Linked DNA regions of Mus musculus: regions 2 and 3 are each linked to region 1. A link is a loop called in an ENCODE intact Hi-C map of the cell type or tissue named here. Cell type or tissue: heart. All regions are shown on one strand. Each heading gives the region's core, and the rest is flanking DNA. Links, peaks and the distances in the headings are about the cores only. Region 1 holds the start of 4833439L19Rik (RIKEN cDNA 4833439L19 gene). Region 2 holds the start of Simc1 (SUMO-interacting motifs containing 1). Region 3 overlaps LOC115488208 (a long non-coding RNA gene).

What was found. A loop is a pair of places that touch in the nucleus more often than their neighbours do. Peaks named below come from ENCODE experiments on the same cell type or tissue, not always from the same donor. Only the 100,000 strongest peaks of a DNase experiment are listed, where the experiment ranks them.
Region 2: a loop joins it to region 1, with 2.0 times the contacts of the local background. A loop is called at or near these places in 1 of 42 quality-filtered maps.
Region 3: it touches region 1 in a loop (1.9-fold over the local background); 1 of 42 quality-filtered maps calls a loop at or near these places.

What each region holds. Positions count from the first base shown.
Region 1 is chr13:54,560,620-54,570,364 of GRCm38, reverse strand. It overlaps 4833439L19Rik (RIKEN cDNA 4833439L19 gene), which reads left to right and starts at 4,983. Exons shown (of 9, transcript NM_133797.4): 1 at 4,983-5,183; 2 at 5,744-5,850; 3 at 6,093-6,180; 4 at 8,494-8,672. The coding sequence starts at 6,153. In heart, for the core only: a CTCF peak has its summit at 4,593 (motif pointing right); DNase peaks (open chromatin) are centred at 4,514 and 4,994; H3K4me3 peaks cover 1,961 bases; H3K27ac peaks cover 1,678 bases.
Region 2 is chr13:54,498,464-54,508,208 of GRCm38, reverse strand. It overlaps Simc1 (SUMO-interacting motifs containing 1), which reads right to left and starts at 4,404. Exons shown (of 10, transcript NM_176987.4): 1 at 4,205-4,404. The coding sequence starts at 4,333. LOC115486438 (a long non-coding RNA gene) reads left to right here and starts at 3,895. Exons shown (of 3, transcript NR_168901.1): 1 at 3,895-4,440. It also overlaps the pseudogene Gm2830. In heart, for the core only: no CTCF peak of the experiment used is centred there; DNase peaks (open chromatin) are centred at 3,898 and 4,478; H3K4me3 peaks cover 2,109 bases; H3K27ac peaks cover 1,399 bases.
Region 3 is chr13:54,298,119-54,307,863 of GRCm38, reverse strand. All of the region lies in intron 2 of LOC115488208 (a long non-coding RNA gene), which reads left to right. It also overlaps a transcript of Cplx2 not described here. Among named protein-coding and RNA genes, the nearest start is that of Gm40955, 20 kb to the right of the region's middle. In heart, for the core only: CTCF peaks have their summits at 4,431 and 5,056; DNase peaks (open chromatin) are centred at 4,143, 5,173 and 5,943; H3K4me3 peaks cover 2,404 bases; H3K27ac peaks cover 2,541 bases.

The DNA of each region.
Region 1 (9,745 bases), core at 1,664-6,663:
AGTCTGGAGGTGGGGATTTTTTGGTGAGGGGAGATGACGCGTAGGGTGTGGGGAAGAGTGACAGAGGGTATGGGGTGAAATGATGTATGGGATGGTGTGAGATGACGAAGGTGTGAAGTGATCTCAAGGAGCCTATAAAAAATTGACTCCTCGCTGGGCATGGTGGCCTTTAATCCCAGCACTTGGGAGGTAGAGGCAGGCGGATTTCTGAGTTCGAGGCCAGCCTGGTCTACAGAGTGAGTTCCAGGACAGCCAGGGCTATACAGAGAAACCCTGTCTCGAAAAACAAAACAAAACAAAACAAAACAAAACAAAACAAAACAAAACAAAACAAATTGACTCATCTGTGGTAGCTAGGCAGATACAGGCTGAAGTAGGTCGTGCTGAGTCACTCCAGTACTGAACTGAACAAGACAGGTCTCTAAACTCAGGCTTCTTCACTAGGCCTCAGTATCTGGCAGAATAAGGCCGAAAAGTTTTCTTTCTTTCTTTCTTTCCTTCTTTCTTTCTTTTTTTTTTTAAATAATTATTTATTTTATAAATGATGAGTACATTGTAGCTGTCTTCAGACACACCAGAAGAGGACATCAGATCCCATTACAGATGGTTGTGAGCCACTATGTGGTTGCTGGGATTTGAACTCAGGACCTCTGGAAGAGCAGTCAGTGCTCTTACCTTCTGAGCTCTTAACTCTCTAGCCCCCCTGAAGTCGTTTTCTTAAATCTGCATTCAGCCTAGATTCCAGGAAGAACTAACAGTCACCTCTTGAGACTTTCTCTTCCCACTCTACTTTCCAGGGTTACAGAAGCAGCACCCCTCCTGCTTGTGGGGCACAAAGTCAAGAAAGTGCTGCAGAGCAGGCTCCTCCCCTTCAGAGCAGGCTCCTCCCCCTCAGAGCAGTAAGCTTGGTGGCCAGTTTGCACCACTGGGAAACAGTCTCTCTCCCAGGCAACAGGGGCTCCTTTGGTTCCTCTTGTGGAGTCACACTTAAAATAATGGCCAACTAGCTAACATTCTGACCAAGATTACCCAGTTATGAATGCTTCTTGTCCTCTATTTTAATCATTTAAAAAATATATTTAATTTGCAGGACTAGAGAGATGGCTTACCAGTTAAGAACATGCAATGCTCTTCCAGGGGACCCAGTTTGGGTCTCTGCACAAAAGGTGGCATACTGCTGTCTGTAACTCCAATTTCAGGAATTCCAATGTCCTCTTTTGGCCTCCATGGGTACTAGGAGATACTTATGATACAAAGACGTACATGCAGGCCAAATATCAACACATACAAAATAATGCAAATAAAAATTTAAGCACACTATCTCCTCTTCCAGAGGACCCAGGTTCCATTCCCAGTACCCACATGGCACTGCTTGTATGCCAGTTCTAGGGAATCCAATGCCCTCTATGACCTCTTAGGACACCAGGCACTCATGTGCTGCAATACGTACTGTAAGAGGTTTCCAGGCCTTAGCACAAATGACTCCATGATAGACGTATCAGTCAGGCTGTAAAACAGCACGTAGACAACACCACTTGCTAAAACTCAAGCAAAGGCTTAATCTGGTGGCCAATGTGGGGCATAACCAGCTGACACATACTACAGCTCTGCCCATGTGGACCACAGGAAGGACCACAGGAACTCTGGTTTGAACAAAAAGCATGAGTAGTTCCTGGGCTACGGCCCACTGACTTTTGGCATTAGCCCCAAAGACGTAAGCCTCCCTACTCAGAGAGCAGGCACTCTGTCTTTTTGGAAGCAGCACCCCTCCAGCAGAAAGACCTGCCTGCTGAAGCAAATAGCTGGCGGTGGCAGTGGGGCAGAGCAGGCTCCACCCCCAGACCAGGCTCCTCCCCTCAGAGGAGGCTCCTCCTCTAAAGTTTTTGTCATTGCCCTACAGACGACCCTGGTGCTCAGACCCTGAACGTGATACCCTGAGCAGGATTTCCCTGTCTCAGGATTGTCTAATCATTGTGTTCACACCAGAGGCTGTGTAGATTGTGAAAGCCAAGACTTGTGTTTTGAAATTCCATTGATAGTGTGAACTAAAGTGAATGAAGGTTAATTGGGCACCTTCAGTTTAAGTGAGCACTCACTTATAAACCAATTTGGTGTCATTTACAGGACATGGCAATCCTAAGCATGCATGTAGACACCTCATAAACACAGGCAGACACTCCATAAACACACGTAGACAGACATAAAGTTGGACCAAAGGATTCATTGTCTTTTTATTTGTTAATTTTAAGTTATTACTATTGATCTGATTATTTTCTCCACAGTATTAACTAATACTTATTCTAAAATATGCATGTCCAAATGTGAAGCCAGGGAATTGTGGGACCAAGGAGAACAGGCCCGGAACAAGAGTGAGGTCAAGGCATGTCCAAACCCCAGAATCTGGGGTCTGACATGGACAGGAGTGTATGATCAAGCCTGTGTGTCCCAGCACAAGTAGCCCTGCACTCCCACATTTGTCCCCCACCCCCAGGAGGTTATGTAGCCTGAGTTGCCAGGCTAAACTTCCTCACCCTATGTACTGGCTGGCTTTGTATGTCAACTTGACACAAGCTGGAGTTATCACAGAGAAAGGAGCTTCCCTTGAGGAAATGCCTCCATGAGATCCAGCTATAAGGCATTTTCTCAATTAGTGATCAAGGCTGGGAGGGCCCAGCCCATTGGGGGTGGTGCCATCCCTGGGCTGGTAGTTCTGGGTTCTGTAAAAAAGCAAACTGAGCAAGCCAGGGGAAGCAAGCCAGCAAGCACCCCTCCATGGCCTCTGCATCACCTCCTGCCTCCAGATTCCTGCCCTGTGTGAGTTCCTGTCCTGACTTCCTTTGGTGACGAACAGTAATGTGGATGTGTCAGCTGAATAAACCCTCTCCTCCCAACTTGCTTCTTGGTCATGATGTTTTGTGCAGGAATAGAAACCCTGACTAAGACAGCCATTATAAGGTCATGTCCAGCCGCACAGTAGCACCTGGAATCCTTCCTCATGGTAATGAGGTATCCCTAGCACCCTGGCCCTGGCCAATGATGTTCACTCACCCTGAAAGCCTCCATCCCCTCGAAGGTTTAAATAGCGTTTATTCCCTCCATTAAATGAGCTGCCTCACTGAAGCTCTCTCCTAAGAGTCCGTTCTCAATGTGCTCACTGCCACCTGAGGTCTCTTGCTCCTGGTTGTCCTGCCTCGGTTTCTCTCTCAGGATCTACCAGTTGCAATAGTAGCCAATCACATGTACTCACATACATAAAATAAATAAATAAATCTTAAAACAAGATATTTTCAAAATATTTCATTTGTTTTTAAAAAAAGACATTTTAACCTTATAAAAGATTTGTTTTTTAAATGTGTGTGTGTTTGTTTGTCTTTTTTTTTTTTAAAGAATTTATTTATTTCATGTATGTGAATACACTGTCACTGTCTTCAGACACAACAGAAGAGGGCATCAGATCCCATTACAGATGGTTGTGAGCCACCATGTGGTTGCTGGGAATTGAACTCAGGACCTCTAGGAACAGTAGTCAGTCCTTTTAACCACTGAGCCATCTCTCCAGCCCTGTGTTTGTTTTGCTTGCATAGATGTGTGCCTGTCTGTCATTCACATGCTGAGGCTGTAAAAGGGCATTGGACCCCTTGGATGAAGAGTGATAAGCAGCTGTGAGCTGTCCTATGGGTGCTGGAAATTGAATCTGGGTCCTTTGGAACGGCAGCCAGTGTTCTCCATTGAGGAGCCTTCACTTCCGTCCCCATGTTTAACCTTTTATGTGAGAATTGATCTGCACCCTTTCCTCCCAGGAGCAGTAAAGTAAAAACACTGGGAATACTTTTTCAAGTGTCACACTGCAAATCAAGTGTGTTATTCACAAATGAAGTATACAGCTTACAGAAGACATGAATTCCTGGCCCAGTCTTGGTCCTAACAGAATGCAAGCAAAGTCAAATGTATTCCCATCTTTTAACACCCTCCGATTCTTCCTGAGCGGACAGTGAACCTTGGACTTGGAGCAGAGTTGAGTGTGGGTGTTTTCAGCTTTCTCTCATGGAGCAGAGCAGGGAAGTGTTTTTGAGACCTCTGAGTGGCTACCTCTCCAGGTCCACTTTTCTCATAGTTATTATCCATTTCCGGGGAGGCGGATGCTCCTGTATTTAGTCCTGTACTAGTGTGGAGCCCGCCTGACTCCACTGCTAATTAAAGGGAGAAAGATTAACTATCAGATCCTCTCTGTGTGTGGGAGGTATGGTAGTGGTTCTTAACCTGTGGGTCACGACCCACGAAGGCGCCTACCTGGCTTCATGGTTCATTGAACTGTGCCCTTCCCCCCAGCCTTGAGCAGGCAGAATCAGACTTTGTTTCTGCCACAGTTGGCTAGCCCACCTAGGGTGGAGTCTTCCAATCTAGGTAAAGTCTATTGTGTGCCACATCTGCAGCTTCCTGCAAGAAGCCACCACCTGCTAACAGGCTGCCTGAGCTTGCTTTCCTGATAAAGCAATGAGAGTCTGGCAAAGTGGGGGATGGGTCTCCCCCCTTTAAATTCAAGTATGTGGGAATGGGAGACCGACTGCGGTGTCCTTGGGAGCCAGAAGAGGGCAGCAGACCCTGGGAGCTGTACTACAAGAGGTTGTGAGATACCAAACCTGGGTGCTGGGAACAAACCCAGGTCATCTGCAAGTGCAGTAATTACTGTTTTAACTGAACCATCTCCAGCCATCAATCTTCATTCTTTCCCCCCTTCTCATCCTCAGCCCCCACCACACTCCTTGATTCAGGCAATGCTCCTGCCTCAGCCTCCAAGTGCCACAATTCTGTAATCAAGTAAAAAGCGCAGAGGAAGTGCTGGAAACAGGTGACCTCCTTTCTGGGAACCCCGTGGAATTCCCTTTTAGAGTTCAACCTACAGGGAGGTGTTCCGGTGGTGGTGGGTACGGAGGCACGCTCAGATCTCGGACTACAACTCCCAGCATGCCCCGCGGATCTTCGAGTCAGGTCTCGCGCGACCTGCGACAGTCTCGGGGTGGTTTGGGGGTTCGGTTGCCGGCCGGCGACTGTCCTCCGTAGGGGAGCGTTCGTCGCGCTCTCACGATGGCTCTGCTCTGTTCAGCCCAGCAGCCTCTTGGGCCATCTGGAGCCTCGGAGCCTCTTTAGTGCGGGAAGTCGGGCCGCAGGCGGCGGGCGAGCAGGTAACCGACCGCGGCCTGGCGGAGCTGGGGGCAGCCTGAGTTCCGGGGCGCCGCGGCCTGGGGGGCCTGGAGGGGGGCTCTGTTCCACCCTAGCGGGGCTCGAGGGACACCAGAAAGACCCGCACAGTGAGCCTCGGAGCATCTGCTCGCTGCGAACCAGCCGGCTTCGCCTTGAGGGGTGGGACCGTGGGAAGGTCGGGATTGGCTTTACACATCTCAGAGGCTTTGTTTTGCACCTCCTGCGAGAGAGTCGTGGGCTTGGGGTCGCTAAGGGAGAGGGAAAGGGCGTGTGTCTGGCTTGCGGATGTCCCTAGGACCGCAGTGAACTTGAACAAAAATCTGGACCAATAATGCCTGCTGTGCAGCGCCGCGGGTTTGTTTTCAAGACAAGGGTTGTGTGAGAATGCGATGACTTTTAGTGATGCCGAGTTGGTCTTCTATGCTGGCATAGCTCATTTCTGCCAAGGGGAAAGGCTGCTATGTAATCCGGCTGGGGAGTGGTCGGATGTTCGGTGGACTTAGGGGCGCTGTACCAACCTTGCTTGTTTATTGTTACTTAGAGCCTCTGGATGGACCCTTCCTCAGAAGCTTCGCTAATTTGCAGAAGCTGGGCAATGCTCCTCATTAACATCTGTCTGTCTGCATAGTCCGGCGTCATTTCACTGTGGTAAGGTGTCTGTCTAAACTGAGGTTTGGCTTTCTCCTCTCGGGTGTTCAGAGGAGCCAGCCATAGGATACTGGCAAACTAGTGGACTTTATCCTTCCGGGGGTGTGTTTGTCACTCATTGGTTCTAGCGTGTGTATGTGTCAACCTTACTTACCAGCCATAAGTCTCTGCGTGTCTGTCAGAGCACTGGAATGACCCTCTGCTGTGCAACATAAGAAAATGCCCTATGTTATTTTTATTAGGTGGAAGGGACTCAGCTCCGAATTACGTATAGAAAAAAACACCTGGATCCCTGTCTTTCAATGGCTTCAAGACAACCAGAAGTGCCTGGTAAACTTAAGTTCTTATTGGTTAAGTCTGTACCCCCACCCACATCCCCCAGAGAGCTTATTTTCTCAGAATCCTTAGTACTGATCTTCTTTAGTATTAGGTCATCACCTTCTCAGCCGTGGTATACACCCTGACCTTGGCTTACAGCCTCTTGCCATAAGTGTCTTTTGTGAAGAGTAAACACTTTTTGTTTGTTTTTCCAGAGACAGGGTTTCTCCGTGTGGTTCTGGCTGTCCTGAAACTCTGTATTTAGACCAGGCTGTCCTTGAATTCACAGAGATCTTACCACCTCTACCTCCCAAGTGCTGTCTTTAAAGGCGAAATCATAAGTGAAGTTCAGAGTTGCTGCTAAATCTACATCTACTGTTTTTTTTTTTTTGAGACAGAGTCTCCCTTTGTAGACTTGGCTGTCCTGGAATTCACAGAGATCCTCCTGCCTCTGCCTCCTGAGTTCTGGGATTAAAATGCATGTACACTGCACCTGGCTCAAAAAAGTTTTTGGGCAGGCAGTGGTGGTGCACGACTTTATCCCAGCACTTAGGAGGCAGAGGCAGGTGGATTTCTGAGTTCCAGGACAGCCAGGGTTACACAGAGAAACCCTGTCTCGAAAAACCAAAAAAAAAAAAAAAAAAAGTAGATGCCAGCGGCTTTATTACTATTGTCTTTATGAAGCCATTGGACAAGGTGTTAGACACTGTTTGAAGTCGCTCCCCAGTTAGGCAGGTTAATGGAAGCTTCCTCCATGTACCCTAATACCATTTGTCTCTACCATCACGTGTGTCTTCCACTTACACTGGACTCTCTAACGCCCTTGTCACCATGCAGAGCTATGTGTGTGCTCATGAGCTTAAGGCTTTGTAGCTGGCAGCAAGGAGTGAGCCCTGGCTCAGTGTCTCCTGCGCATTTGCTAGCCGTGTGGTAGTGCTTAGGTTCCGTAGCACGGTTTCCTGAGCTGGGAAATGGGAAAGAGTTTACTTAGAGAGGAGTAGATAGAAGGAGGGCTCTCAGTGCCAGGTCATTTGTGTTTGCATGTCTTTTTCCCTTGAGATAGCAATGTACATACTGTAAATTCACCTAGAGTGGGTGATTTCATGGTTGGTGTGTTCATAAGGTTATGCATCCATCAAATTAATCTACTTACAAAGCATTTTCATGCCCCCAGAAATACTTTGTACCCATTAGGAGAAACACCTCATTGCCCTCTCCCTGGCCCTTGGCAACTAGTAACTTCTTGGGCTTGTTAGTTATTAGTATTGGTGATGGTCACATGGTAGCTCTGGGTCCCCTTGCTGTTTAAGTCAAACTTGGCAGGGTTTGAGCCTTGCTGCCAGGCAGGTTTCTACCTTGACGAGTGCGATTATGTAACAGGAAAGTATCACCTTGAAGGCAGGTTCTGGATCAGTGACCAGACAAGTGAAGCCTGCTCTCTGCTCTGGCACAGCTCAGAGTACACACAGCTGAAGCATGACGCCTCTGTCACAGCTGGACGTGCCAGCAGTCAGCTGTCGTGGTCAGGAATGGCAGGCTCAAGCTGGCGGTGTTGATGAGAGTGCCTGTCAGTAATGCCTGTGGTGGAGACGTTTAAATCTTCAGAAAGCTAGGAACTAGAGGGCATGCCAGGCCCCAGACGAGGAACTGTTCCTTGTAGTTTTCTTTGGAGGGGGGACACAGAAGGCGCAGGGCTCTTGATAAACTAGGTCGAGCCTCAGCTAGCTAGCCATTTTCTCTATGAACTGAGGCAGCTCCTTTCATCACTAGGGTTTAGTTTCCTCATCAAATGAGACAGTGACAGGCTACAGACTGAGGGAAGAAAACATAGAATGATACCTTTAGTCACTTTCTATCCTCAGTCTTGTATGACTGAGAGTTAGCATGTGAGTTTTGAGATAGGTTTGATTTTTGACTGAAAATTGTGCTTTGAAGTTGTGACTCTGCATAGGCTAAGTACAGTAACTTGAGGTTCAGGTTCTTTATTCTGTAAAAGTTGATGAAGCCCTGGAGTGGTTGTCTGTGCTTGTAGTCCTAGCACTTGGGTAGAGCTGAGGCAGGAAGACTGGCAGAACTTGAGGCCAGCTGTGCAAGCTATATAGTGAGTACTAGCCAGCCAGGACTACGTAGCAAGACCTTGTCTAACAGGATTGTGTTGCTGAGCCAGTGTAGTAGACAAAGAAGGCAATGAGCACTGATAGCAGGGCTGTTATTACTCCCTTAAATGGATTAGCTGTCCCCTAAGTGTCACAGCTTTCTTATCTACAGATGAACTTAAAGTCTGTTCAGTTGACATCCCATATTGACAGGTATCTCTGTTCTTAGCTCTTGCTCCCAGCGGGCCTCTAGGCAAGATGTCCCTGCCCATCGGGATGTGCCGTCGGGCATTCAGCTATGATGATGCCCTAGAGGACCCTGCGCCCATGACTCCTCCTCCATCGGACATGGGCAGCATCCCCTGGAAGCCAGTGATTCCAGAGCGCAAGTATCAGCATCTTGACAAGGTACCTCACCCTGCTCACGGCTTCTGGCAAACTCACCCCATTTTTCTTCCTGTTCCAGAAGCTTCCGTGGTTCTCAGTCCCTACAAAACCAGGCAGCAGTTGTTCCCTTTGTACATCTTCTGTCCCTTTTTCCAATCCAAAACTTGAATAGTAGTGTTATCTACAAGAGATTCTTCTAGACTCTGCTTCCCCAACTAAGAAGCCAAACTCCAGAACCTGCATACCTGAGTTCTGATGAGTCCTGCTTGTCTCTTTATAGCTTCTCTGTTATCCAGCTATAGTATTATTAGAATATTTGCATAGACACAATGAGGTAGTGGGGGAAAGGACCAAGTCTAAATATGAAATTAATTTATGTTGTATGCATACCTTTTCCCTTATGTAGTCAGATTTTTATGCACTAAATGAAATTTTACACCGGGAAATTTTACTGTCTCTTGTGTCATGGCAGTGTGCAAAAGTTTCAGATTTTGGGGCACTTGAGAGTTTAGGTTTTTGAGTAGTGATTCTCGGCCTATATTGTATTGCAGCATTAAAATGAAGGTCTGGCATAGAGTTCAAAAACCCTTTAAGTGGTTCGTTTTGTGATTGGCATCAGCGCAGGTCTCTCTCTAGTGCCTGCTGTGTTGTTGCTCGGGCATGGGTCACCCTGATGCCCGTCACCCAAAGAAGGTCAGCCTGGTGCCCGAGTCAGCGGGGAGCTGAGGTAAAGCCATTTCCCTGCAGCCTCTGTGGGCCTGAGAGGAAGCGTGCAGTGAGGGTCTGTGTAAGCAAACTGGGGTAGATCCCTCAGAGTCGTACCAGGGCACAGTGCCTCTGTCTGAGTGGATGTTGAGGGAGTAAAGTAGGAGACTTAGAGGCTGGGTTGGCGTGGGCGGTAGCTGAGCTGGGTGCTGTCTGAGCTTTCCTTTCTGTTTTCCTGTTACATTCTCAGAACAGGGACTTCTTCCTGTGGTCTGTCTGCACTGCTGTGTGGAGAAGAACTCCTTGTGTTAGTTGTCTGCTGTAATCCAACTCCGACAGCTGTTGAAGAGAAAATGTTGTGTTTAAGACAGAGGGTAGACTACAGGGAC
Region 2 (9,745 bases), core at 2,225-7,224, 63 kb after region 1:
ATATCTAATAAAAAAAGTGTTAGCTTTTAAGCATATATTTAGAATTTCTGAGCTCTTAATTTCTTTGTGAAAATATGTATTTCCACTTGAAGTCATTTCTTTTTAGCCTAAATATCCTGTAATGAAGGGGTACTAGTGAAAAGTTCCGTTTATTTTTTAAGATGTCTTTATTTTGCTTTTATTCTTGGAGGGTATAAGCATAGAGTTCTTAGCACTGGCAGATCTTTACGTCTCCCTTGCCTCCAAATCCAGGCCCCAAGTCTCATCCTCAGTTACATATAGTGTTTTATCAATTAAACACTGATTTTTACGTGTAACGTAATCTTTCTCTGTATAGATACAAAATGAGTTTTCATTGTTTATTCTTCCATATGTCTTATTTTTTTCCCCCACTTTTTGGATCTGTAAGTTAACTACCACCTCAGTCAAATCTGATAAATTTTATTAGCTGTTTTTTTTTTTTTAAGGTGTCTAATCTATTCCTGTTCTTCAGTATTCCATTTCCCATATTTTGGATTGCTTCACAGTACCCTACATCACTATGTAGTTACTGAGTTTTACTTAATCTCCTTGCACTGATTGTGAACTTAGTGATTTCTATTGATCTGTCTTGAACTTCTCTGTTTGCTCTGTCACTGTTTTCCAATTTTCTGATGAGCTCATTTAGTTTATTAAAAACATAACATAACAAAACAAAAAAAGGCCAAGGAAAAAAATTTTTGGAGCCAGGTGGTAGTGGTACACACCTTTAGTCCAAGCAATAAGGAGGCAGAGGCAGGAGGATTTCTGTGAGTTTCAGGCCAGCCTGGTCTACAAGGAGAGTTGAAGAACAGCCTGGATTGTTATACAGAGAAACCTTGACTCAAAAACAAAGAAAAAACATTTAGTTAATGGCAGATTTTTACCTCTCCTCTGAATCCAGTCCTCCAGTCTCATCCCCAGGTGAGGTAGCTACACCTGTTGTGCCCACTCCCACCCCCCACTTCCTGTGGATCACACAGATTCCCCCCTCCCACCACTCTTTGCTTTATCCAAGCCCCCAACTCCAGCAGGCATTCCCTGGAAACCTGCAGTCGCCTCCATCCAGGGAAGTGGCCCCCAACTCTGGCAGATATTAGAAGATATTAGAGGATGGAAAGATCTCCCATGCTCATGGAACAGCAGGATTAACAGCAAAAGTAATCTACAAGCCGGGCGTGGTGGCGCACGCCTTTAACCCCAGCACTCGGGAGGCAGAGGCAGGCGGATTTCTGAGTTTGAGGCCAGCCTGGTCTACAGAGTGAGTTCCAGGACAGCCAGAGCTACACAGAGAAACCCTGTCTCAAAAAACCAAAAAAAAAAAAAAAGTAATCTACAGATTCAATGCAATTCCCATCAAAATCTAAAACAATTCTTTTTTTTTTAGGTTTATTTATTTATTTTATGAATATGAGTACACTGTTGCTATCTTCAGACACACCAGAAGAGGGCATCCATTACAGATAGTTGTGAGCCACCATGTGGTTGCTGGGAATTGAACTCAGGACCTCTGGGAGAGCAGTCAGTGCTCTTAACTGCTGAGTCATCTCTCCAGCCCCTGACACAATTCTTGAAAGGCCAATCTCCTTTTTTTATATGGAGAAAACAGAAAAACCCAGGATAGCTAAAACAATTCCCAAACAGTAAAAGAACTGCGGGAGGTCTCACTATTTCCAATTTCAAGTTGTGCTAAAGAGCTATAGTACTAAAACCCACAAGACATTAGCACAAAAATACACAAGTTGATCAATGGAATGGAATCGAAGACCCAGACATAAGTCCACGCACCTAAGGACACCTGACTTTTGATAAAGAAGCTAGAATATATACTAGGAAAAAGACATCAATATATGTATGGTGCTGGTCAAATTGGCCGGCTACATGTAGAAAAATGCAAATAGATCCATTCCCATTTACAACCATGCACAAAAGTCAACTCCAAATGGATTGAAGATCTCAACAGAAAACCAGATATACTGAATTGAATAGAAGAGAAGTGCCTTGAATTTCTTGGCACAGGATGAGACTTCTTGAACAGAACACTTTTAGTGCTGGCAGGATTTCTGTGTATTCCTGGATGTCTTGGAACTCCTTCTGTACAACAGGCTGGCCTTGAATTTAAGAGATCCAGCTGCCTCTGCCTCCAAGCCCTGGAATAAAAGGTATATGCCACCACAGCCTGGCAGGAAAAGATTTTTAACAACTACATATTTGATAGAAGTCTACTATCCACAACATATAAAGAACAAAAAAAAAAAAAAAAAAAAAGCTATCAAGAAAACCCAATTAAAAACTGGGGTAGCACATATTCCTTTGTAAGGAACTTATTCTACAGACAGTCCCATCGCTGTCTTCACTAGCAAGAGCAAACAGGCTCAGCTGAATCATTTTTTTAAAAATGTCAGAACATGAAATTGATAAACTACCATGTGCCAGGATACTTACTATATACATGGAACAGCAATTTTTTTTATATCTCTACTTAAAATTACGTTTATAATTCAAGGAGGTGAAAAGTCACTTTTCCAAAGATGTTTGTGGACCTCAAGAACAAGGTTTCCTATCAGAGTGAAGTAAACAATTTAGTAACTATGAACGTTGTACAACCCAACGTATTATATGGATGAATCACACCACAATAAAGGTACTGTTAAAAGATAAACTAGCAGCCCAGCAGTGGTGACGCATGCTTTTGATCCCAATATCTGGGAGGCAGAGGCAGGCAGATTTCTGAGTTCAAGGCCAGCCTGGTCTACAGAATGAGTTCCAGGACAGCCGGAGCTACACAGAGAAACCCTGTCTTGAAAAAAAGAAGAAAGATAAACTAGCTATAAAGGTATATTTACAAGCTAGATAATACAAAAATGCAAAAATTATGTTCCTCTCTTAAAGAGAGAGAACACATATTGTCCCAGCTAGTTTTACATCAACTTGTAACAAGCTACAGTGATCTGAGGGAAAGGGACCTCAATCGAAAATGTATAGCCTAAGATCCAGCTGTAAACAAGTCTGTAGGGCATTTCCTCAACTAGTGATTGCAGTGGGAAGACCCAGCCTATTGTGGGTGGAGCCACCCCGGGCTAGTGGTCCTGGTTTCTGTGAGAAAGCAGGTTAAGCAAGCCAGAGGTGGCAAGCCGGTAAAGAAAGCATCGCTTCACCATACGGCCTCTGCACAACCTCTACTTCCAAATTCCTGCCCTGCTTGAATTCTTGTCCTGACTTCTTTAGTATGAACAGCGAAGTGTAAACTAAACCAATTTCTCTCCAAGTTGCTTTGGGTCATGGTGTTTCATCACAGCAACAGTAATCCTAAGACACCTACCTTTGGGTGTAGGAAGACTTCCCAAAGGCAACTTAGAATGAATGAGCACTCAAAATGTGATTTACACGCTTATAGAGTAGCTGACATTGATTTAGGACACATATTAGGAAGAACAGAGAAGGATCCCTTGATTTTTGAAGCCACAGCATGTAGATCATGGTAGGGGTCAGGTCACTAAATTTCTGTGGAGAGTTCTAGAAAGCCAGAGACCACAGATATTTTTATTCCATCACTTCAGGAGCAGGGACAAAGATAAAGAACCGAAGGAAAAACAAAGGTGGGAGTGCCCCGCCCCCTGGCTTTGTATGTGATTCGCATCTGCAAAGCAAAATTAACTGTCCTTCTCCACAACTCAAAAATCGGGGCCCTAGCTCAAGAACTAGGCCCTGCAGCGCAGCCGCCACCATGCCAAGGGCGGCGCTTCCCTCGCTCGCAGCCGGGGCTCCTGTTACCTCCTTGCACACATCTGTGCCCATCATAAGCCAAACAATTACGCGCTCCCGCGCGCCCGCCTCGAGGTCCGGGTGGCGGCTGCGGCCTGGCCAGGACCCCCCACTCCTCCCGCTGCCAAAGCTCTGGAGCCAGCTCGGGCCGGAGGCCACCGCCGGCCACCGCTTGGCAGCTCGCACTGGTGCTCAGTGTGTCGCCCATGTGCTCGGCCGGCTCCGCAGCACAACCCTGTAGGGCTCAGCGCTGGCCAGCCCGAGGCCTGCCTTGCCAGCGGCGCCACCGAGCTCCTCGAGGCCCGAGGCCGCCAAAGGCGGGAAGACACGGCGGCGGGGAGCCAGGGTCGCAACGCTGAGGCCCCGAGGGGGCGACGCTCGGCTCCCGTCGGGCGTGGCGAGCGGCAGTGGATTCACTCACCACGGTTCGGCGGGGCAGCGCGCCGGGGGTCCGAGACAGGGCCCGGCGCAGCCTCCGCGCCCTGCCCGAGCGGGTCCCGGCCGAGCTCTCGGAGCCACTGTCGTCGGAGATCACGATAAAGTCCTCCATGGCTACGGGCCCGGCGGAGCCACGCGCGAGCGGCGAGCGGCCCCGGCGACTCCGACTCCGGTTCCAGCTGCTGAAGCGACTGCAGCGAAGGCGTCGCAGACACCGGGGTTAGTACCCCGCCGGCCCCGCCCCCTCCATTGCCCCGCCCCCACCGCGCCCCGCCTCCAGAGGACCGGTCCCGCTCGGAGCCCCGCCTATCTCGGGGGCAGCCGCGCGCCCGGGTCAGGGCAGTGTCACAGAACCCTGGAGGAGCCAGGCTCCCTTTCCCTCAGAGAAGGAGAGAGAGGGAAGAGAGGGAAAGGGAGGGATAGAACCGAGGGGCTGGGCCGCATGGTCGGCGGGCTTGAAAAACGCTGAGGTTGAGAGGTTGTCCGCCGCCGCTCTCAACCGATCACAGTGGGCAGTGCTGGTGACGAGCCCCTGGCTGCAGGTGTGAGGACTGGAGTGAGCTGATGGAGCCTCTGATAGCGCATTTAATTGACCCGGTAGTGGAGCCTGCACCTGGCAGAAGGAGCAGTGACGCCTTCGGGTTAAAGAAGCCCTGAGGGGCTGAAAAGGGTAACCTGAACCTAGGGTTTTATTGACTGGGGCTTCTGGCTGAGATAAGGGAGAGATACCCACTCTTGTGTGTGCAGGTAAATCCGTGGGATAAATTCCCAGAAGCAGGTTTATTGGATCAAATCTATGTTTTTATTGTTATTTTGACAAATGGTACCAAATTGTCTTAAGTTGTGCCGATTTGCGGTTTCACCAACAATACGTGTCGCAGGAATTTAAACTGTCAGATGTAAGAGTTTGTTGAGTTTCTAGTTGACAGAAACCACTGAAAAGGCACATACAGAGAGCTATGAGGTCCCAGAGTGCCCGTATACTCCAATGCTGTGAGCAAGCAGAAAATATAGGGATAAAATTGTATCCCCATCAGAGGGAAATATGGGTAAGTAGTGAATTCTTTGGTTGTTTTGTTGAAGGGTAGGGACATTAAATCAAAATAGGGCCCATGGCTATTTTAAAAATGTGCAATACTGACAAAACCCTGCTGCTTATGCTCAAGTAACTTCAAAAAATAGAATAATAAAATGTCTTTAACAAAAAGGGGGGAGTTCCTAGAGGCAAAGCTGTTGTGTGCTGTCTAAGCAGCGTGTGATGCAGTGTTTTCTAATCTTTAGTGAACTTCTGAATCAGCCAGAGAGTGTATAATAAAGTTTGCAGGACTACACACCAGTGTTTCTGACTGAGAAACTGAGTTTTGGGAGTGAGCCCCAAATTGGTATTTCTCTCAGGTTTCTAGGTGATATTGACATTGCTTAGAGTCTGGTGAACACACTTGAAGGTTCACTGCTCTGAGTCAGGCATCACGGTGCTTGCCTTGAATCCTAGCTCTTGAAAGGCCAAGGTCAGCCAGGGTGAGAGAAAGGGAGAGGAAGGAGGAGGAAAAGGAGGAGGGGAGAGGGAAAGGGGAGGGAAGGGAAGGAGAGAGATCACTGGCCTGTTGGGCAAATAGCTTGACCACAGGTTTCAGATGTTTTGGTCCAGTGGGTGAATTGTTATAAAGGGATACAGTAAAGTAAGTTTCCTGTAGTGCTATCAAGCATCCATCTCAACACACACACACACAACACACACACACACACACACACACACACACACACACGGAATCTAATCTAGGACTCCATACAGGCTAAGCTATACCCCTGTCTCTTTGACTGTGGTTTTTCTAATCAGTTATCTCTAGCGTCTAACTGCCTCTTGTTCCTCCACTCAGCCCTTAAATCTTTATTTTTTTTTCTTAGTCCTTTGGTTTTTTTTTTAAGCTTTTATTAGATTTTTAAATATTATTTTATACAAATGAGTGTTTTACTTGCATGTATGTTTGTGCACCACACAGATGCCTGGTGCCTTCAGAGTTCAGAAGAGGGCATTGAATCTCCTGGATTTGAAGTTATAGGTGGATGTGAGCCACGTGGGCACTGGGCACTGAACCTAGGTCCTTTGGAAGAACAAGTTCTCTTAACCACTGAACCATTTCTTCAGCTCCCAGTCCTTATATCTCCATGCCCCTCAGCGTTTCGCCATGGGCCGTTCCACTCTTTACTTTCCCTTCATATAGTCTCAAGTACTCTGAGGCTTCTGTGACCATCTTTGATGTTCTCCCCACCCGACACGTTTATTTCCAGACCAGCCCTGTCCTGTCCAGTCCTTAAAGTTCCATTTACACATCTCCAAATGGATATTCATGTTTCTAGGCATCTATCTACAACTAAACTCACCTCTGTTCTCCCCACCAAAAACTATCTTCTTTCAAAACCAAAACTGAAACCCAGGCTGCTCTCTTTCAGTATTCTCTAGTGTACCTGAGTGGCAAGCTTATCAGCCAGCAATTATTCAAATGAGCAAGCTGCTTGGTTCCTGCTTCAAGTCTTTTACCTCCTGCCATTCACTTCCTTTGGATTCTGCTGCTGTGACTCTGGCTAAATTACTGTCACCTCAGGCCCAATCTTCTGAAATGGCATGTCTTTCCACTCCTTTTTGTTCACTAGCCAAATTGGTCTTTAGGAAAGTGTGTAAACGCAGCTGGTATCACATTCTTGACGTTCCAGCACTGGGGAAGTGGAGACAGGAGAATGCAGGCTTTGAGGCTAGTTTGGGCCCCACAGCAAGAACCCTGTCTCAAACAAACAAACAAACAAACAAACAAAAGTATGTATGCATCCTTTTTCCTTAGGTCTCTTAACCTTGTAGTCAGCACCATGTGCTGGAATAAAACACTGCAGACTGTGTGGTTTAAACAACAGACATTTATTTCTCCAAGACTTAGAGGAAGGTTAGGTGCTTGTGATGGTTTGTATATTCTTGGACCAGGGAGTGGCACCATTTGGAGGTGTGGCCTTGTTGGAATAGGTGTGACCTGGTTGGAGTAGGTGTGTCACTGTGGGTGTGGGCATAAGATCCTCACCCTAGTTGCCTGAAAGTCAGTCTTCCACTAGCAGCCTTTGGATGAAGATGTAGAACTCTCACCTCTGCCTGTGCCATGCCTGCCTGGATGCTGCCATGCTCCCACCTTGATGATAATGGACTGAACCTCTGAACTTGTAAGCCAGCCCCAATTAAATGTTGTATTTTTTTTATATAAGACTTGCCTTGGTCATGGAGTCTGTTCACAGCAGTAAAACCCTTACTAAGACAGTGCTGGTCCATTTGGTTCCTGGTGAGGATTTTCTCTCTTGTGCTACATGGGGCCACCTTATTGCTCTGTCCTTACATATCCTATGTGGGTCACTTGAGAGAGGAAAGGTCTCCCCTTCTTCCTCTTAAGCCACCAATCCCACTAAATCAGCTAACCTGCATCTCCTTGCTGCTTTGTTTTGACAATATGATACAAACCAGAGTCACCAAGGAAGAGGGGACCTCAGCAGAGGAGTTGTCTCTACTGTAGGCACATCCGTGGAGGCATTTTCTTGTTTAATGATTGCTATGGGAGGGCCAGCTCACTGTGGATGGTGCTACCCCCGGGCAGGTGGTCCTAGGCTATATTAAAAAAGTACACTGAGGGCTGGTGAGATGGCTCAGTGGGTAAGAGCACCCGACTGTTCTTCCGAAGGTCCAGAGTTCAAATCCCAGCAACCACATGGTGGCTCACAGCCATCTGTAACAAGATCTGACGCCCTCTTCTGGAGGGTCTGAAGACAGCTACAGTGTACTTACATATAATAAATAAATAAATCTAAAAAAAAAAAAAAGTACACTGAGGCTCTCCACCTCCGGCGCCGTAGCCATCATGAATGAACCATCCAGACCAGGAAGTTCATGACCAACCGACTGCTTCAGAGGAAACAGATGGTCATTGATGTCCTTCATCCTGGGAAGGCAACAGTACCAAAGACCGAAATTCGGTAAAAGCTGGCCAAAATGTACAAAACCACACCAGATGTCATCTTTGTATTTGAATTCAGAACCCACTTCGGTGGTGGCAAGACCACTGGCTTTGGCATGATCTATGATCCTTTAGATTATGCAAAGAAGAATGAGCCTAAATGCAGACTCGCAAGACATGGTCTTTATGAGAAGAAAAAGACCTCCTGAAAACAGCGAAAGGAACGCAAGCAAGAACAGAATGAAGAAGGTCAGGGGCACGGCGAAGGCCAATGTTGGTGCTGGCAAAAAGAAATGAAATACCTAGCAGTGAGTGGAGATTGGATACAGCCAAAGGAGTAGATCTGCGGTGACTTGATGTTTTGCTGTGATGTGCAGATTTCTGAGAGGACAAATAAACTAAAAAGCTTCTACAAAAAAAAAAAGTACACTGAGAAAGCCAGGGAGAGCAAGCCTCTTCCGTGCTCAGCCTTCAGTCCCTGCCTCCAGGTTGCTTCCTTGAATCCCTGTCATGAACTTCCTCAGTGATGCACTGTTGCCTGGGTGTTTTAAGATAGAATAAACCCTTCCCCCCACCCTCCAGGTTGGTTTGGGTCGTGGTATTTACCAAAGCAGCAGAAAGTAAACTAGGATACATATCTCCCAGGGACTCCATTTCCAAAGACCAGCACATTGAAGGTTAAGGATTCTGTGTATGGGTTTGAGGGAAATGCAGACTTTCCGTCCCCAAGCACATTGTGAACTAAACATAAAGACAGACATATCTTACTATGTGATTTTTGGATCATCTAGATATTTAGATACGTCTATATCTAGATATAGAGTAAATATATTTACTCACTGAAAGGCTATGCCAGTCTAGGTCATTGCCTAAGTCCTGGTCTCTCTGTGCTTATACTTTAAGGGAAACAGACTAGAAAATCCTGGTCGTCTACAGTCATCAACCTGTGAAGCATACATATAGGACAGTTTTATTTTTCTCCTCCAATAACCACTACCACTCTCTCTAGAAATCCTCTTGCTTTCTGTGTAGCAATTTCCCCAAAGACAACCCTACTGTAACCCCAGTCCAAGAGTCATATATGTGGTTTCAGGTACTGAAACTTGTGGTTTTAGCTCATGTGGTTCCAGGTGTTAACACTTCAGCATGATCCATTAAAATATTTCATCTCCTGTTTAATCCATAGCTTTTCCTGTTATTTTAGTACAGGTGAGTTTGGGCCGATAATCGCTCTTAGGGGAAAAGTGGGAGATGTCTCTTCCCTTTCTCCCTGCCTTTCTCAAGCCCAGAAAACAAAGGAGAAAGAATGTTCTCTGCCATACCGCCCTTGAAGATGCTCACCCTGCTTTCTCTCTTGCAACAGTTCTCCTATTGTGCGGATGTGGCTTTCACCTGCACTCTGTGTACATTGTTGCTTTCTGAGGTTCCTGAGTTCAGAGATTACAGGCTCACCCTCTTTCTCCTGGATACTCCCACCAGTGTCTTCCAGGGACACGAACAATCTTTGATTGTTGACGAATCCAGAGGAGCTTCTCGAG
Region 3 (9,745 bases), core at 3,178-8,177, 260 kb after region 1:
TGGTCTTGTACACTGTATAGTCACGTTGAGTGCTGTGCCCCAAGATCAGGTTGCAGTCTGGACATGGACATTGTATTGACCGTGTACTATAAAGAATGCTCCCCGGTCTCTGACTGGACAGTAAAAGGCTGGAGCTTGGGACTGAACAGGAGAGAGGGGAAGGTGGAACTTGAGATTGAGTGTGGGGGGTGGGGGGCGTCTCAGGTAGGGAACATGAGGAGAAGGAAAAATGTAGGGGAAGACGGAGGTCCTCAAGAGGCAGGATAGACCATAAGGACAGACCATGAGCAGGGACCATGAGCACATGGCCAAATGAAGCTCATATTGAGGACACACATGAAACAGAGCAAGTCTCACTTGGCAGGTAATGGGGCATTTATCTGGTTATTAATAGCCTAGCCATGTTACAATAGTCTCAGAACCTTCCCAGTTTAGGTTTGTAGCATGTGAATAAATTCGGATGTCTTTGTGTTGTTTACTTGGGAGCAAAACAGGAAAGAGTCGGGCAGAACCCCTCCCCCCATTAAATTACTTCAATATATTGCGCCAAATATGGGACACAGACTCTGAGCTCTAGAAAACTCCTGGCTAGGAAGGCAGTTTCTTATTCAAAAAGTGGGGAAAGACCAAGAAGCCTCAGTCTGCCTCTAGGAGGCCTCCCAGGGGCCCCGTTGAGCAAACCCTTCTGTGTTTCGCTTTGCTGGAGCAAATCCTTTGCTTCAGTGATACAGCCCATGCTGGCTCGACATGGAGGTCATGCTGCCCTTGTCTGTTTGACTGTGTGCTGAGCACCTTCAAGAAGGAAGGCGGTATTTCATCCTCCCTGCCTCCTCTGCTCCTAACTCAGCATTATGGGCCAACCACTCTCCACATGGCCAACAGAGACTATTTAAAAAGCAAAACCAGTTTTTATCTTTTTTTTTTTTTAGTGTAAACTGCATAAAATTCTACCTTGTGACCATGGCTCGGAAGGTTCTGCTCTGTCTAGCCCTGCTCTGCCCTTCCCTGACTTCATCTATGGTCGGTTCTCTGCACACTCACTCTATTCCAGACATGCTGTCCTCCTACCTGTTCCCAAACAGCCCAGGCTTACATTTAGCCCTTTGCTCTTTACACAGTGTGTGTAGCGTGTGCTTCTCCACAAATGTGACTCTGTTATTTGGACACCAGTTCCATGTTACCATTTCCATGTCTGTCTAAGTGTTTCCATATTTGTCATTATTTTCAATGATTGTGTCTGCTCTGAGCGTGTGAGCCCCAGGAAAGCAGACATCACATGTGTCCGGTTACACCATGTCACTAGCACCTGCAGTGCTTGATGTGGAAGAGCTAGTCAGTGACTAAGTGTCATGAAGGAAGAGTAGAGTCCCTCTGGAGCACTCTGCATGGCAATCCATCCAGAGAAGGTAGTACACCTGGATCTGTTAGTTCAGGCTAACTTCACAGGCTCACGTTATATGTCGCTAGCATTGCCTGCAGCAGTGCCCAGGCACGAGGCAAGCTCATTGGCTATTTTCTGCTGATGTCCCCTCATTGGGGATGTTAAGAGCTCCTTGCCTGTTTCCTCATTTATCTTCCTTTAACTTAGGGTAACTTATGAAATATTATCTTTCACAGCATTGCACAGACCAGGGGCTTCCCTGAAAAGGGAAAAATACTAACGTCTGAGTCAGAACACCAGAGCCCAATGAAGGCACAGCCACTCAGCATAGCTGTCACATTGCAGCAGTCACTGGAGAGACTTTATACTCTACAGAGACACTGAAGTCTGAGTTCTGCCCGAGCCTGGGCCAAATACTACTCATTGACTACATCAAAGGAGCTGTAGTCTGTAGCCCAGAGGGAGGTGTGGCCAAATTCAGGGCAAATGGAGAAAAAGGCTTCATGTTCATTGGGGTAATCCTATCAGGAGCAGAACTCCACAGAGATGGAGTATGGGTGCCTAACTTCAGAGGCCTTTGCTAACAAGAACCAGGGAGCCACCTGGGAAGTAAGCACAGCGGCTGGAGGCTTGGTACCACTAACCTACCTTCAAGTCACTTCTAAAGCCTACAAAGGAAGCTTGCCAGGTCTCAAAGACTAGCTGCCACACACAACCTTCATCCCGGAGACCGGGTAAACATCCCCTGCCCTATTTTAGAGTGGGGGAAGGAAATAGCATACTCTGCATGTACCAGGAAAGCCAAAGCACACATCTAGGCAAACAGTGAGCTGAAAAGCTGTATGTGTGATCCATTCAAAGATACAGGGGATGCCCATGATTCAGTAAAAGTGACTTATTGATCACCATACCCCCACTGTATGAATTCACAATGAAGGCCACTTGAAGGGGAAACTCAGTTTTTCTTCACAGGACTCTATTAGTGTTTTGGTTTTCTTTCTGGACACTGGCTGGTGTACCATCGTCATACAATTCTGTCTGCGTAATGTTTGTCATCTTCTGACTCTTCTCAAAGTAGCTTCTTCTAATGTATGTGTCAGCACAATATGGCTTATTCCTTAAAACTTCCTGCTGAGAACTGGAGAGTACCAGAGGAGGCAGGACAGTCAAGATTTAATAACATCTAAGGTGGCCCAGATGTCTGGGTGACAGAAAGGGGTTACTGATGTTGAAAATATCTCTGCATACAATGATATGAAGTCTTACGTGATGTCTTAGGCTTTTTCAAAAATAAGTCAGTGTGTGTGTGTGCTGTGTATGTGGTGTGGTGTGTGTGTATGTGGTGTGTGCATGTATGGTGTGTATTGTGTATATGTGGGTGGTATATATGTGGTGGTAGTAGTGGTGGTGAGTGTGTGATATATGTTGTGTGTTGTGTGTGTATGGTGTGTGGTGTGATGTCTGTGGTATATGTGGTATGTGTACATGGTGTGTGTATGTGGTGGTGGTGGTGGTGTATGTATGTGTATGTACCCAGTGCATGTGTGGTATGTGTGTATGTATGTATGTATGTATGTATGTATGTATGTATGTGTGATGAGAGTGAATATAGGTATAGGGGAAGTTAAATTGGTCAGCTACTGAAGCTGGGCGGTGTCATCCCCCTGCCCTGCTCCCTCCCTCTCTAGTGTCTCCTGAGGTACAGACTGGCCTTGAACTCACTTTGTAGTCAAGGATAACTTTGAATCCCCGATCTTCCTGCCTCCACCTGGGATTACAGTCCTGTGTTCCTTGGCCAGGTTTATGTGGCACTGGGGATCAAACCCAGGGCTTGGCACATGTGCCACTGCTGCCCTAAAGACTGAGCCACGTCCCTAGCTCCTATTTTTTCCCCCTCTATTATAAATATACTTGAAACACTCCATCCAGAAAAGGCACTTTGGGGACTGGCCTCAGCCTTCCATCCTGGGGACCTTCTGACATGGTGACATCACCCGGGCAGCTGTAATTTCATACCTCCAGGCCTTTGTACACAGCTCCATCTGTCTGCCATCTCTTTTCTCCCACAATCCAACACTCCTGCCTCCGAAGTCCCACAGCCTTGTTTACTAGCCTGAGTACTTATCACACCATATTTTAATTTTACTTTTTGCTTCCTCTGCTGGCCTGTGGCATCCTTGGGGCACTTCTTCATCCTCCCAAAATGTGTCCCCGAACACGTTTTCAGAAGGAATAATTAATGATGACAGCTACTCGGTTTATTTATTTTCAGTTCTAATGTGCCAGGCACCGCACTAAACTCACTACATAGCTATGACATTAAGCCTTAACCCAGTGTGTACTGCTCACGCTATCACCCCTCTTGAATAGTCAAGGAGGCTTCAGGAGGTTATTTATCCGTCGCTGTGTGCTACCAAATGCTAAAGTTGAGGCTGGGTTCAGAGCAGAGGCCACCTGTTCTTCCGCGTCTGGGTCCGTATGGTTCCAGGAGTTAAGGAGCCTGCCTGGGTTCTAGGCTCAATTCTACTACTAAATTGCTGAGTGATTTTTAGGGGACACCTCTGCTCCCTAGGCCCTGTCTGCCTGCGAGAGAATCTTTGAGAGCACTAGAGGGTCACGTGACACGAGGGCCCTCCCAGCTTCAACTCCCGAGAGGAGATCTTTCTTCTCTGGTTGGTTTTCTGCCCAGGAGCTGGCTTCCCTGTCTGGGAACCTCCCAGCTTCTCAGGCTCAGCCTCTTTTCTCGTTAATTGTAGTCTCTCTCAGAGCAAAACCGCCTTTTGCTACCTGCTGCCCCGGTCGCTTCGGCTTCCTCCCTTGCTGGCAAGCTCGGATTTTTTTTCTTTAGGTGGGGGTGGAGCCCTGGACCAGAAGGAGGGGAGCCTGCCTCTGCCCCGCTCCTTCCAGAGGCTTCCCTGTTGTTTCTCAGCCCCTTCCCCCTCCTCCCCGACGGAAACTCAGCCTCACACTTTCTAGGGATGTTCCGGGCAGACCAGCGGTGGCAGCCAGCAGCCGCAGGCTTCTGGGTTGGTCTCTCCCGAGTCCGCCACCCGGAGGTGGGGTGGCCGTTTGCAGGAAAGGGGGGCGGCGCACTCCTGCCTCCCAGTGCAGACTAGGCCCAGCTCGCCCCGCTGGAGCCGGGGACCCTCCTGTGCCGGTCCCCTCCACCCTCTCTCCCAGTCCTAGCTGAGCCCCGCCATTGCTCCGCCAGGCCCCGGGGACCGCAGACCCAGGATGGGGCCGCAGCGGTGACTAGGCCTGGGTCCAGCGCGCCCGCGCTGCCGCTCGGGGAGGAACGGGAGTCCCCGACAGGGCAAGCCTTTCGCCCCGGGAGCGTTCAGGCCCTGGCGCTGCGCTCCGTGGGTCGCGGCCGGGATGCCGCGTCCCGGCGAGTCCCCGTGAGAGAGCTCAGAGCCCCGGGGGCCGCTCGGACCCGCTGCGCGCCGAGCCCCGCCGGAGCCGGGAGCTGTCCCCCGGGCGGTGTGGAAGGGTGCGGGGGGTGGGGGGGGACAGAAAGCGCTGCGGAGGGAGAGGCCGGAGCGGCGGCGCTCAGGGCTACGGACAGCGCGGGCCCTCGGCCAGGGTCTCCCCGGGCCACTCGGCTGGCGACGCTGAGCGAGCGCGGTTTACGAACCTGTTGGAGGCTGCAGTTCCTCCGCGGCCGACCAGGGCGCCCGGGACCGAGGCTCTGGCGCGCCTCTCCCTCCCGTCCTCCTCACTCCTCCGCCGAGAGGCTCCCTCCTGTTGGGCTTAGCGCGAGCCACGCGGGGGGCGCAGAGCCCCTCTAATGTCACCCCGAAAGCTAGCGGAGCTGCAGGGCACACAGCTCAGAGGCCTCCCCCAAGGGCAGCCAGGCTCCCAGGGAGACCCGAGCTTCCTGAGAAGGGAGGCGGGGGCTGGCTGCTGGGACAACAGCGAGTGGCAGAAGAAACGGCAGGGAAGGCAAGAGGGAGACAGGGGAGTTCCCTAGACTCGTAGCTCTGTCTTGAAGTTTGTGGACACGGGGTGGGGGTGTCTGTTGCTAGGACATCTCGACTTGGAAATCTCTTTCCCCCTCTCTCCATATCTGTACACCTACCTGTTCAGCTGTAGGCTCCGCTCAGTTGTCTTTGGTATCTCCTTCGGATGTGTCATTAACCGTCCCCCAGGGAGATCTTTCTGAAGATAGGATATTTAAGGCCATTCACTAGCAAAAGACCGAGTCTTCCTGGTTCTCAACGTGAGACAGGACCCTGAGCAGACTCATCCAGGGCCTTAGCACCCAGGTCTCGTACCTTTTGGCAGCAACCTTACTACTTAGATTTAATCCACAAAGTGAAGTGTTCTAGTGTCAGTGAAATCTCTCCTGCTGGAGGGTCACCCTATAAATCTTTTTACTAGATGTTTGGTCGTATATTATAATTATTTACACCCCAGCTACCGACCTTGTAAAAGCTGGGTCCACATTTTCCTCGGGATCTCCAGCACCTAGCACACAATAGTTGTTCACTTGTAACTGCAAAGGCAGGGGACTCCCTTTTCCTCATGCGACTGCTCATTTGATTTCCATATTTTCCTCGCAGCCTCAAAGGCCCCATTTGGCAGCTTTAACACCAACACTTGTCCTCTGAGTCACCAACTTCCCTTCCAATGACCTCAATTTCCACCCTGAGCTGCTTAAAAAAAAAGTTGCTATTTTCTTTGCTTGCCACCCTCATCATCGTCTCTCACAGGGCTGAATCCTTCTAGTCATTTGTGTTTTAGCTCAAAACTCAAATGCCGCTCTGTCAAGGAGGCCATCTCTGACCATGTGTTTAATTAAAGTGTGTCCAATACGTTCGTAGACAATAGCATCATATCATGATATCATTGACTTTATTTACAATTTTCCTTTGCTGTACGGACAATCAACTTTCAGTTCTTTAGTCATTACTACTCTCTGGAATAAATTGACAGCCATTCCTTGTTATCCATGGGGGGATCTGTTCTAGGAACTTGATACAAAACCCTGAAGATGCTCAGATTTCTCCCATAAAATGTGTTGAATTTGCACAAGGCCTACCCAGTCTTCCCATATGCTCTCATTTGGAGGCAGGGTCTCATGTTGCACAGCCGGCTTCTCCTCCTGCCTCCACCTTCCAAATGTTGGGACTGCAGTCATGTGCCACAATGCCTGCCCTTCTTCCATGCCTCCAGCTGTCTTTAGGGGACTGTGGTGTGACCAGCTGTGAGCATTCTGAGCAGATTTTATCTTAATATGCACACCACAGACTCATCTTTGGGGAGGCTGGGGCTGCTGTGTGGGTGACTATGAAATCACTTCTGAAGTCACCAGAGAAGGTTCAACAAGAGGGGCACATAGAGATCCTTAGTAGGGAAAAGTAGCCAGGAGAGGCTCTCAGGTCAATTTATCATGCAATAATGGGATATGCCACAGACTAGGCAATTCATCATGAACAGAAATGGTCTGGGTCATTGTTGGAGTGGCAGGAAAGTCCAACACAGAGGGGTCTGCAAAGGCCTTTTTGCTATGTTATTCTATGAGAGAAGGAATGAAAGAGGAAAGGAGAGAGACAGGGAGAAAGAGAGAACCTTCTAACATCAAGCTCTGTTACAGTGGGCATTGTCCATTATGAGTTATAGAACCATGGTGAGCTAATGCCTTCCATAGATATTGCCTGCTTCAGTGTCTTAAGAAGTCTGTTTCTAATTCATGAACTTTGAGAGACATGGTCTGTCATGGAGAACTCACAAGTACATGACTGTGCATGGAGTCATAGGCCTCAACAATGGCTCTTTCCTACTCTGGGCAACAAAATCAGACTAACAATGGCCTTCCCCTCCCTACCCAAACTACTTCTCACCAATGTTGTCACTTGATTGTACATGAAAAGCCTTATCCAGTAGGCATCATTCTGCCCATTTTATACCCCAAACAATCGAGGGCAACAGAAGCAGATTGACTTGGAGGGCAACAGAAGCAGATTGACTTGACCAAATCTAACAGCTTGTAAATGGTGATGCTATACCATGATGCACCCTGGGATCTAGAGCTAGGGTACAACTCTTTGCATCTAGGAATTCATGTCCCTAGGAGACACAGGCTAAATAAACAGTATACTGTAGTTCAAGAGTTACTTTCAACCAGGAGAGGGGTGGGCCGCATAAACGGACAGACACTCAAATCAGGATACAATGAAACTTGAATACCAATTACAAATGGTGGAGCACTATCCAGATATGACATACTATGGTAAGACTTTTACGTGCTGTGTCTTAGCTAATAATCATTTGTATCTTTCTCTATTTTACAAAGCAAACTGAAGTCACAAAGCTGGTGGACAGCAGGATGAGGCCTAACTGAGTTTATTTGACTCAAAACCTGAGATCTGAATTCTGAGCCACTGGATCTGAATTTCTGGTGATCAGGAATGGCTCAAAGCTTGCACTGGATGACTGGGTCATATAAAGCCTAATAATGGGGTGCCTAGACGCCTTGCTCCTGCTGGGAAACCTTCCTGTAGGCAGTGGAAGGGATGCTAAACTACCCTCAGGAATAGGTTTTAGAGGTTAAAATGGAACTTTAAAGAATTAAGGAGTGTTTACAAACAGACAAAAAGAGAGAGAGTGATTCAGAGAGAGGCAGAATAGCCAAGGTCTTGGGGTATGAAAATGGAGGTGTGGTATTGTATGTTTGTGTGCACGGAGTTCTAAGTTTCATGTTGTTTGCTCATGAGGCTATAGGATGGGAAGTCAGTCTGGAACAGGCTTGGACTCAGATATCATGATTTCGTGTCCCTAGGCAGTGGAGACCCATTGATGGCCAAGGACTCCAGCTTTAACAGTGGTCTGTGATATCCTCCATTAACCCACAGGAGCTGTGCCATCTTCTCCAATTTTCAAAGGGCTTTCTCTGGGTGCCACACACCACTCTGCAGGGATGTGGATCTGAAGCTCCGTGAGGGTGCCCCGTGTGCCTGTGGTTCTTACTAGTCAGTGAAACTTGGCAGCAGACCTGGACCTGTGCAGGTGCCCAGTAAGTGTTGGCCGAGAATGAAAAACTGCAGGCAAGGAGTCCAGTCTAGAGGCAACCAACTGCTTCAAGTGGCAGGAAAATGAGAAGAAACACACCAGTCTTTAGAATACGTACTCTAGAAAGCACACCGCTACTGCTTCCCACCTCCAAGAGCCTGGGGGTCAGCAGGGGTGGGCGGGTTGTTAGGATTCAGTTTTCCAAAATGGCTTCTGAACCTCACAATTCATGGTACCCAAGAAAGGCTCCCAGCACCGGACCAGGCCTGGGCTTCTCTCCTGTGTTACATCTTTTGGCTCCTGGATTTTGGTACTGGTGTTCTCTGTTTTGTGGTAATCACATCATATGTCATCATTGGAGTTTATGTTCTGAGAGGGTAGCCGCTGTGCTAATGGCCCTCTTGGCTCGGGTACAGAGATCTGCCTTCTCTCCTTCCACTCCTCTGGGAAGTGCTGTGCGCTGTGAGAATGGCTGACTTGCAGGGCTGGCTGGGCTCAGTTCTGTTTGCTCCGCAGCTCAGCTGCTGTTCCGTGTCTTGCCTTGCGCATCTCTCATTCTCAGTGTGGGGTCATAGAGGAAGATTGTCCCCCAGTGTTCAGACGGAGGTAAGATGTCTCCTATGAGAAGGCAGATGGGCCCGCATTCTCTGAGGTAGTTTCTCCTCACCTTCAATACATAGTACAATTACCTCTCGTTTTATTTCTGATGACACTTTCTGCTCTTTGAAATGTCTGGTCACTTATTCATCATCTCTTCCTTTCACTGAATCCCATCTCCACGGGAACCGAGTCTGCCGTGTTACCCCTGGACCTGTTCTTTCAGTCTGCTTTATGTTGCTATGGTACCTGAGACTGGGGAATTCATAAACGTGTAGAAATTGATTTTCTGAATTCTGAAGGCTGGCGAGTCTGAGATGGGTGAGCTAATACATGTGGGGACAAACACAATGTCCCCATAACTAAGAGTGTGATTTATCCCACGAGCCCTTTCCTACGCAGCACGAATCCATCCACGACACTGTCTGCAAGGTACCACTTCCCAGTACTGCTGCATTGGAGTTTCAGGGGACACCTGTAGCTAGCAGCTGCTGCAGTGCTTGGTCAGGTAGGATGAGCCCTGCCCTTGGCACCTTCCTGTTAGGCTGTCACCATCAGGGCAAATGCACACCACCTCAGAAAGTCCAGCACGGGACATTCCAGCCCCGAGAGACAGAATTTTCACCTTTATCCATTTCACACTTGACATGTTTTTATAACAAGTATTTTATATTTTATTCATGTATATGTGGTTGTGTGGGCCACATAAGTAATGGGTGCTGGCGGAGGCTAGAAGTGGGCATCAGAGCCTCTGGA